Regions from separate parts of the Homo sapiens genome. Here region 2 is linked to region 1. A link is an interaction called in ENCODE POLR2A ChIA-PET data of the cell type or tissue named here. Cell type or tissue: B cell. All regions are shown on one strand. Each heading gives the region's core, and the rest is flanking DNA. Links, peaks and the distances in the headings are about the cores only.

Region 1 (2,500 bases), core at 1-2,500:
AAAATAACAGGGCACTAGGTATAGTATATCCTTTGTGTGTATGTGAAAGTTATAGGTGTTTGCGTGTAGGATTGTGGGTATGAGTATATATGCCTTTTGTGGATAATGCCTGAAAGTATGCATAGCTGCCTTTAGGGGAGTGATATTTGGCTGGGGTGGGAATGAGAGGTGTTTTTTCCTAGTATGTTCCTGTATTGTTTTAATTTTTTAATGATCATGCATTATTTTAATAATATAAAAGGGTTTTAAAAATTGTGTTCAGTCAAATTTCAGAAGTGATAATAACTGCTTAAACATTCTTCGGAAAGATTTATTCTTTAAAAAAATCATTTTATGTATAGATACAGTGCCTGACTTGAAATTAGAAAAAAATACCTCTTTTACAGTTCATACCCACTCAGAGGTAAAAAAAAAAAAAAAAAAAAAAAAAAAGCCACTGGCTTGGGCAGATTTTTCTTTCAAGCTTTTAGTTCTCATAGTTTCCCCTAAGTAGCTTTGTATGACTGGTTTAGATGTAGCCCCCAAAGTGGTTATTTTGTCTATTTGATAAAATTCCAAATCCATTATTTCCCCTCTCTGTTGCACTAGGTTTTCATTACAAAACCTCCTTATGCTGCCAGCACTGAAGGGGCTGTTGATACTCAGGGCTACTGTGTTGTATAACTACCAGGTGTGCCTCACCTGTTATATCACATATGCAAATGATAGCTGGAGTTTGTGTACCTGGTGCCTGTGAATTGTATTTACAAGTGAATGTTTCTTGCTAAGGATGCTGTGCCTTGGATGCTGACTGCCAGTTGTGGTTAATAATATCAGAGCCATCTTTCTGTCTCTGATAAAAATACTGATACTAAGAATCTCCCCTTAGTGAAAAGTTAGCCCAGAAGTCATTGTGTATTATTGTAAAAACTCCCACTAGAAGTAGTTGTCTTAAAAAAAAAAAAAAAAAAAAAAAAGAGGGTTTTGCTAACCAGTGTCCTCTATGATTATAGAATTTCAGACAATGGAACAGAGCTCAGTGAACAAACTCGAGATAAGCTGGGGAAGACAAGCTATTTTACTTGTTTCGATTTCTTCCCTTTCTTTTATTCTGAACGCCCAGCTCCTGTAAAACCTTCCGTTTTCCTCCCCTCCCTACCTTGAGTGGTTCCCATGGCAACAGCAGTCTGGTGGGGTGGAGCAGTAGTGTGTGTCTGGGTCATTTGTAAGTTGAGTGTTTATGAGGTAGGAACTGTCTGTACTGCATTAGTCATTTGTATCTCAACATTAAAGTAGGTTGGCTCTCTTCTAATGAGGAAGTATCTGTTCTTTTAATATTCTGGCAAGCTTATGCATTCTCTTCCTCATACAAGTCATAGAGACAAATGTGTCACAGGATTTTGATCCCCAGGAGGTATATGGAGTGAAAGGAAACTTTGTGGATGAAAAAGAGGAACAGATGGGAATGGCAAGAATAGAAAACAGGAAAGAGTTTTCAATCTCTGTGAGAATGGTGGTAATTCCACAATGATTCAATCATATAGAGTAAACTATCACAAGTGAGCACTATCCACCCTCAGTCAGATTTTGCTTGAAAGTACAAATATTTGGTGGCTGTCCTTCCTAAAAGTTCTTCCCAGCAGGCTGTTAATGGGCCTTGACATCTTCATTAGCTGGTATTCCTTGAGGTTAAGACACTGACTGTTTTTGAAAAGGCAAAAGTGTGAGGGTGGAGGTCACATTTACATTTATTTTTATGCCTCCTGTGCCAGCTCCAGTGCCCTATAAATACTGAGTAAATGACCTGGCCAATATTATCACTAAGAATAGTTTACATTCTGTATTTTTAGCAGATTAATTCTAGTTATTTAATCATTCATTCAGCACATGTTTCCTAATGATGAAGATAATAAAGATAACTTTTGGCAGGGTGTGGTGGCTCACACCTGTAATCCCAGCACTTTGGGAGGTCGAGGTGGGCGGATCACGAGGTGAGGAGATGGAGACCATCCTGGCTAACATGGTGAAACCCCGTCTCTACTAAAAATACAAAAAATTAGCCAGGTATTGTGGCGCATGCCTGTAATCCCAGCTACTCAGGAGGCTGAGGCAGGAGAATTGCTTGAACCCAGGAGGCGGAGGTTGCAGTGAGTTGAGATTGTGCCACTGCATTCCAGATAGTGCCACTGCACTCCAGCCTGGGTGACGAGCAAGGCTCCATCTCAAAAAATAAAAATAATAAATATAGATAACTTTTATAGTACATGTACTATAAGCTGGGCAATTGTGTGTGCATTATTTCAAGCCTCAAAGCAACCCTATGGTAGGTACTGTTAGTATTACCATTTTACAGGTGAAGAAAAGTAAGCTTAAAGAGGTTAAATTAATTTCCCCATGCAAATGGCTCATAAATGGCAGAGGCAGAACTTGAGTGAGTCTTTCTATTGTGTAAAGTCTGTGCTTTAGGTCCCGTTGCTGTTGAGTGTTGGGAGACAATTTTTCATTGTTATCTTGCATCTTT
Region 2 (6,449 bases), core at 1,003-3,502, 1.9 Mb after region 1:
AGATATCCCATTAGCAGAATACACTAATGTGTAATGGGGAGAACAGTTGGGCAAACTGGTAGGTACCTCAAATTGCAGTGTGTCTGAGGGAGGCTTGAAAGCAAGGGAGTGGCCAAACCACCCAGGCTTCGAGGTGGTACATTCTTCCCCCTACCCGTCTCCATTGGTGCACACCAGAGGCACATGCACCTGCCAGGAATGGTTCCGTCAGGACACAAGCTGAAGTGGTTGTAGTTAGTCTGTCTAAAAGTTGACTCTTAACAGAGTTCCTTCATTTTTAATTTCTATCTTAATTAAAGTTTGCCACCCTCATGCAACTAGTTGGACTAGTATTTCGGTGTCACAATTTATTTAGCTAATACCTCATATTGTTGTTTTTGTGTTCCCAACATTTATCATGTTTCAAATGCTACAAAGTACATTTTGAAAGCCTGGGATGTTCAGGGAAGACTGAGGTGAGTATGCCATGCTTTCCTGTTCTTGTTCCATCCCCTCCCTGCCAACCCGTCTGATATTACACTTGTGCATTTATTGTCCTTGGGATGCTAGGTGATTATAGCTCTCCTTACCAATGATCTGTTACTGGGTACAACACAGTATGATAAGAAAAGTTCATGTTCTTTCTCTGGAGGGATGCCATATTAGTAAGGATATAGGTTCAGCTGTGTGTAACAGAGACTCGTATATTATAGTTGCTTAGATACATTGGGAGTTCAAAATCTCTTATCATGGTACAGACGTAGATGGCTCACAGGGCTAGTGTGGTGGCTTTGCTCTGTGAGGTTGTCTAGGGACTGGGCTCCTTTTTCTCCTGAGCAATTTGCCCTCATTCTTATGGTCCAAAGCTACACTTATTCCCTTTGAGGGAATTACATCCGGGAAGGACATCACTAATACTCATATCCTGTAGTCATAATTTGGTCACGTGACTGCACCTGGCTGTAAAAGGAAGCAGAAAAAGGACGCCTTTATTCTCCACCCAGCAATTTAGCAGTTTATTATTAGAAAGGAAGAATAGATATTATGGAGAGGTTAGCCACAGTTGGGAAGTGTTAAAGTCTCCTTGTACCAGGCAAGATATTTTCTTACAAGTAAGTCAAAGGGAAGGCTGTGCAGTTCCGCTGAGCTTGAGTTGACTCTGAGGCATCCAAATTGATAACAAGGGACTAGAGTGTGGATGAATTTTTGGGACCAAACAGTACAATGTAGTCATGGGCTTTAGGGGTGAGCACTGGAATCCCCATAGAGAATGATTTCTTTAAGGAGTGATATGCAGAGAAAGAAGACCACATCCCAGATTGCATCTAAGTATATGTTTCATACATTTTCCCAGTTGGGAGATGGAATGAGGAAGAAGAGAAATTGAATAAAGCAAAGAAATGTAGAGGTGATAGATGTTGGGTAGGTGTTCTCCAAGGGTCTCTTGCATATGTACACATCTTGTGAGCAAAGCCACTGACTGTCTGTGTTCTGGACTGTCTTTTCAAAGATCTTTATATAGTGAATAGCATTGGAAGACAAAGGTAGTGTTTTTCCTTAGAACAAGAGCAGGCATGCTTACTGTCCAGTATTAAAGATACAGGTTCTCGGCCAGGTGCGGTGGCTCACACCTGTAATCCTAGCACTTTGGGAGGGCGAGGCGGGCGGATCATGAGGTCAGGAGATCGAGACCATCCTGGCTAACACGGTGAAACTCCGTCTCTACTAAAAATACAAAAAATTAGCCGGGTGTGATGGCGGGCACCTGTAGTCCCAGCTACTCGGGAGGCTGAGGCAGGAGAATGGCGTGAACCCGGGAGGCAGAGCTTGCAGTGAACCGAGATGGCACCACTGCACTCCAGCCTGGGCGACAGAGCGAGACTCCGCCTCAAAAAATAAATAAATAAATAAATAAATAAATAAGATACAGGTTCTCTATGCTCAGGACTCTTCTCCAGTAGTGCACCCCATTGTGTGAAAAGGTATCATCTATCCCTCTTCACATCTCCTTTTGGGAACTGAGTATTAAAGAACCACCACAAACGCTGGTACATTGACTATTGCTATTACTGTGAGTAATAAACCATTTTTTGTCTCTGGCCAGGAGTCTCATGGCTTCTGCCAACATCCATGAAACTGGCAGGTGAACTTGGAAGTCTGAAAAAAGGGTAAAAATCTCAGACCCTTCACAGTTCTTAACAGGAAGGAGAGTTTCAAGTCAAAATTAGGGTTGTTCATTACCAAATGCTACAAAGAAGTTAAAGAAATTGAAGAATAAGAAAACGCCTTGGGTTAGTGACATAATACCATGGCTCTCAAAGTTTCGGACTCAGGACCCTTTACACTCAACTTATTGAGGGCCCCAAGGAGCTTTTGTTTATGTAGGTTATACCTACTGATATTTACTACAGTAGGAATTAAAACTGAGAAATAATTTTAAAATATCTATTAATTCATTTAAAAATTATGACATCCACATGCACAAAAATACATCAAGCTGAACCTCATAACTTATACACAATTAAGTGAAAACAGATCATATTTCTAAAAGTAAAATGTAAACCTATAAAACTTTTAGAACAGAACATAGGAGAAACTCATTATGACCTGGGATAGGCAAAGAGTTCATAGATATAATGGCAAGCCACAATCCATAAAAGAAAAAAAATCTAACTGGACTTAATCAAAATATAAAACCTTTGCTTTGTGAAAGACACTATTACGAGAATTTTAAAACAAGCTACAAAATAGGAGAAAGTGGTTTCAAACCACATATCTGACAAAAAGTTAAAAGAACTCTCAAAACTCAAGTGTAAGAAAACAAATAACCAAATGGGCAGAAGACTTAAACACACATTTCACCAAAAAGGACATGCAGTTGGTGAGTTAGCACCTGAAGAAGATGTTTGACATCATTAGTCATTAGAGAGATGACCATTTAAAACACAATGAGAAACTACCACATACATATTAGGATAATAATTATTAATTATTAATAATCAATTAATTAACAGTGATAGTGTCAAGTACTGGCAAGGATGGGGAGCAACTGGAACTCTCATGCATTGCTGTTGGGAATGTAAAATGGTACAGCCACTCTGGAAAACAGTTGGGCAGTCTGTAGAAAAATTACATCCATACTTACCATATGACTCAGCAATCTGTCTCCAAGGTGTTTACTCTAGAGAATTGAAAATATGGGTTCACACAAAAACCTGTGCGGGCATACCTTAGAGATAATGCAGGTTTGGTTTCAGACCACTGCAAGAAAATGAATATCGCAATAAAGCTAGTCACATGACTGTTTTGGTTTCCTAGCGCGTATAAAAGTTACATTTACACCATACTGTAGTCTGCTAAATGTGCGTTAGCAATATGTCTAAAAAAAAAGTACATACCATAATTTAAAAATACCTTATTGCCAATAAATGCTGAAGATCATCTGAGTCTTCCGCAAGTTGTAATTTTTTTTGCTTGTGGAAGATCTGGGCTTGATGTTGATGGCAGCTGACTGATCAGGGTCGTGGTTGCTGAAGGTTAGGGTGACTGTGGCAATTCCTTTTTTCTTTTTCTTTTTCTTTTTCTTTTTTTTTTTTTTTGAGACAGAATCTCACTCTGTCACCCAGGCTGGAGTGCAGTGGTGCATTAATGGTTCACTGCAGCCTCGACTTCCCAGGCTCAAGTGATCCTTCCACCTCAGCCCCTGAGTAGCTGGAACTATGGGTGTGTGCCACCACACCTGGCTAATTTTTGTTGCTGTTGAGATGCAGTTTCGCCATGTTGCCCAGGCTGGTCTCAAAATCACAATTTCTTAAAATGCCATGCATTGGTTGACACTTCATTTCACGAAAGATTACTCTGTAGTATGCAGTGCTGCTTGATTGGATTTTACCCACAGGTAGAATTTCTTTCAAAATTGGAGTCAACCCTCTCAAACCCTGCCACTGCCTTTATCAACTAACTTGACGTAATATTCTGAACTTTTTGTGGTCATTTCAGCAATGTTCACAAATCCCAGCACTTCGGGAGGATGAGGAAAGAGGATTGCTTGAGGCTAGGAGTTTGAGAGCAACCTAAGCAACACAGTGAAACTCCTCTCTAAAAATAAATTTAAAAATTTAGCCAGGCCTGTAGTCCCACCTATTCGGGAGGCTGAAGTGAGAAGATAGCTTGAGGCCAGGAGTTCAGGCCATATGGTGCCAATGCACTCCAACCTGGCCAACAGAGCCAGACCCAACTCAAAAGAACAAAAACAAAACAAAACAAAAAAACATTGTTGACAGCATCTTCACCAACAGTAGATTTTATGTCAAGAAACCCCTTTCTTTACTCATTCATAAGAAGTAGCTCCTCTTCATCTGTTCAAGTTTAGTCATGAGATTGCAGCAATTCATTCACATCTTTGGGCTCCACTTCTAATTCTAGTTATCTTATTGTTTCCACCACCTCTGCAGTTACTTCTTCCACTGAAGTCTTAAATTCCTGAAAGTCGTCACCTATGAGGGTTGAATCAATGCCTTCCAAACTTCTGTTAATATTGATGTTTTGACCCACTTTCATGAATCTGAATGTACTTAATGGCATCTAGAATAGTGAATGCTTTCTAGAAGGTTTTCCGTTTACTTTGCCTAGATCTATCAGAGGAATCACTGTGGCAGCTATAGCTTCATAAAGTATATTTCTTATATAATGATACTCGTAAGTCAAAGTTACTCCTTGATCCATGGACTGCAGAATAGATGTTGTGTTAGCAGGCATAAAAACAACATTCATCTCTTTGTACATCTCCATCAGAACCTTGGATGTCAATAAGCAGTCATATTTGTAAAGAAATCTCTTATTCTGAGCAATAGGTCTCAACAGCAGGCTTAAAATTTTCAGTAAACCCTGCTGTAAACAGATGTGCTCTCAATCCAGCTTCATTTTTTCATTTATAGAGCACAGAGAGCATAGATTTAGCATAATCCTGAAAGGCCCTAGGATTTTCAGAATGGTAAATGAGCATTGGCTTCAACTTAAAATCACCAGCTGCATTAGCCCCTAACAGAAGAATCAGCCTGTCCTCTGAAGCTTTGAAGCTGGCATTGACATCTCACTATCTATGAAAGTCCTAGATGGTCTTTTTTGCCCAATATAAGGCTGTTTCATCTTCTATTGAAAATCTGTTGTTTAGTGTAGCTACCTTCAATTATCTTAGCTAGATCTTCTGGTAAACTTGCTGCAATTTCTACATCAGCATTTCCTGCTTTACCGTGTACTTGAAAGTTACAGAGGCAGCTTCTTTCCTTAAACCTCATGAATCAACCTCTGTTAGCTTCCAACCTTTATTTTGCAGCTTCCTCACCACTTTTAGCTTTCGTAGAATTGAAGAGAGTTAGGGCCCTGCTCTGGATTAGGCTTTGGTTTAAGGGAATATTGTGGCCTGTTTGATCTTTCTACCCAGACCACTAAAACTTTCTCCATATCAGCAGTAAGTCTGTTTTGCCTTCTTATCATTTGTATGCTCACTGGAGTAGTGCTTTGAATTTCCTTTAAGAGCTTTTCCTTTGCATTCACAACATGGTTAACTGGCGCAAGAGGCCTAGCTTTCAGCCTCTCTTGGGTTTTGACATGCCTTCCTCACTAAGCTTAATTATTTCTAGCTTTTGATTTAAAGGGAGAGGCATGGGACTCCTACTTTCACTTGAACACTTAGAGGCCATTGTAGGGTTATTAATTAGCCCATTATTGTTAAGTCTTATGGAATAGGTAGGCAGGAGGAGAGGGAGATAGACTGGGGAAAAAGGCAGGTCAGTGGAGCAGTCAGAACACAAAACAGTTGTCAGTGAAGTTTGCCACCTTATATCTGCATGGTTTGTGGCATCTCCAAACAATTACAATAGTAATATTAAAGATCACTGATCGGCTGGGTGCGGTGGCTCACACCTGTAATCCCAGCACTTTGGGAGTCTGAGGCGGGTGGATCATGAGGTCAGGAGTTCGAGGCCAGCCTGACCAACATGGTGAAACCCCGTCTCTACTAAAAATACAAAAATTAGCTGGGCATGGTGGCACATGCCTGTAATCCCAGCTACTCGGGAGGCTGAGGCAAGAGAATTGTCTGAATCCCGGAGGCGGAGGTTGCAGTGAGCCGAGATTGCACCATTGCACTCCAGCCTGGGCAACAGAGCAAGACTCTGATTAAAAAAAAAAAAAAAAAGATTACAGATCAACATACTGGATATAACAATAATGACAAGTTTTGAAATATCACAAGAATTACCAAAATGTGACCTGGAGACACAAAGCGAGCACCTCCTGTTGGAAAAATGGGGCCGATAGACTTTCTTGGCACAACTTGCTTCCCACAGACTTTCAATTTGTAAAAAATGCAATATCTGTGAAGTGCAGTAAAGTGAAGCACAATAAAAAGAGGTATGCCCGTACATGGAAATTTATAGCAGCTCTGTTTGTAATCACCAAAATTGAAA

Evidence for each region. ChIA-PET counts read pairs that join two places held together with the same protein. Peaks named below come from ENCODE experiments on the same cell type or tissue, not always from the same donor. Only the 100,000 strongest peaks of a DNase experiment are listed, where the experiment ranks them.
Region 2: POLR2A ChIA-PET joins it to region 1 with 7 read pairs; 1 of 35 experiments calls an interaction of 5 or more read pairs at or near these places.

Annotation. Positions count from the first base shown.
Region 1 is chr10:59,990,624-59,993,123 of GRCh38, forward strand. No RefSeq gene overlaps it. Among named protein-coding and RNA genes, the nearest start is that of LINC01553, 31 kb to the left of the region's middle. In B cell, for the core only: no CTCF peak of the experiment used is centred there; a DNase peak (open chromatin) is centred at 1,178; H3K4me3 peaks cover 385 bases; H3K27ac peaks cover 720 bases.
Region 2 is chr10:61,928,851-61,935,299 of GRCh38, forward strand. All of the region lies in intron 2 of ARID5B (AT-rich interaction domain 5B), which reads left to right. Among named protein-coding and RNA genes, the nearest start is that of ARID5B, 30 kb to the left of the region's middle. In B cell, for the core only: no CTCF peak of the experiment used is centred there; no DNase peak of the experiment used is centred there; H3K27ac peaks cover 1,537 bases.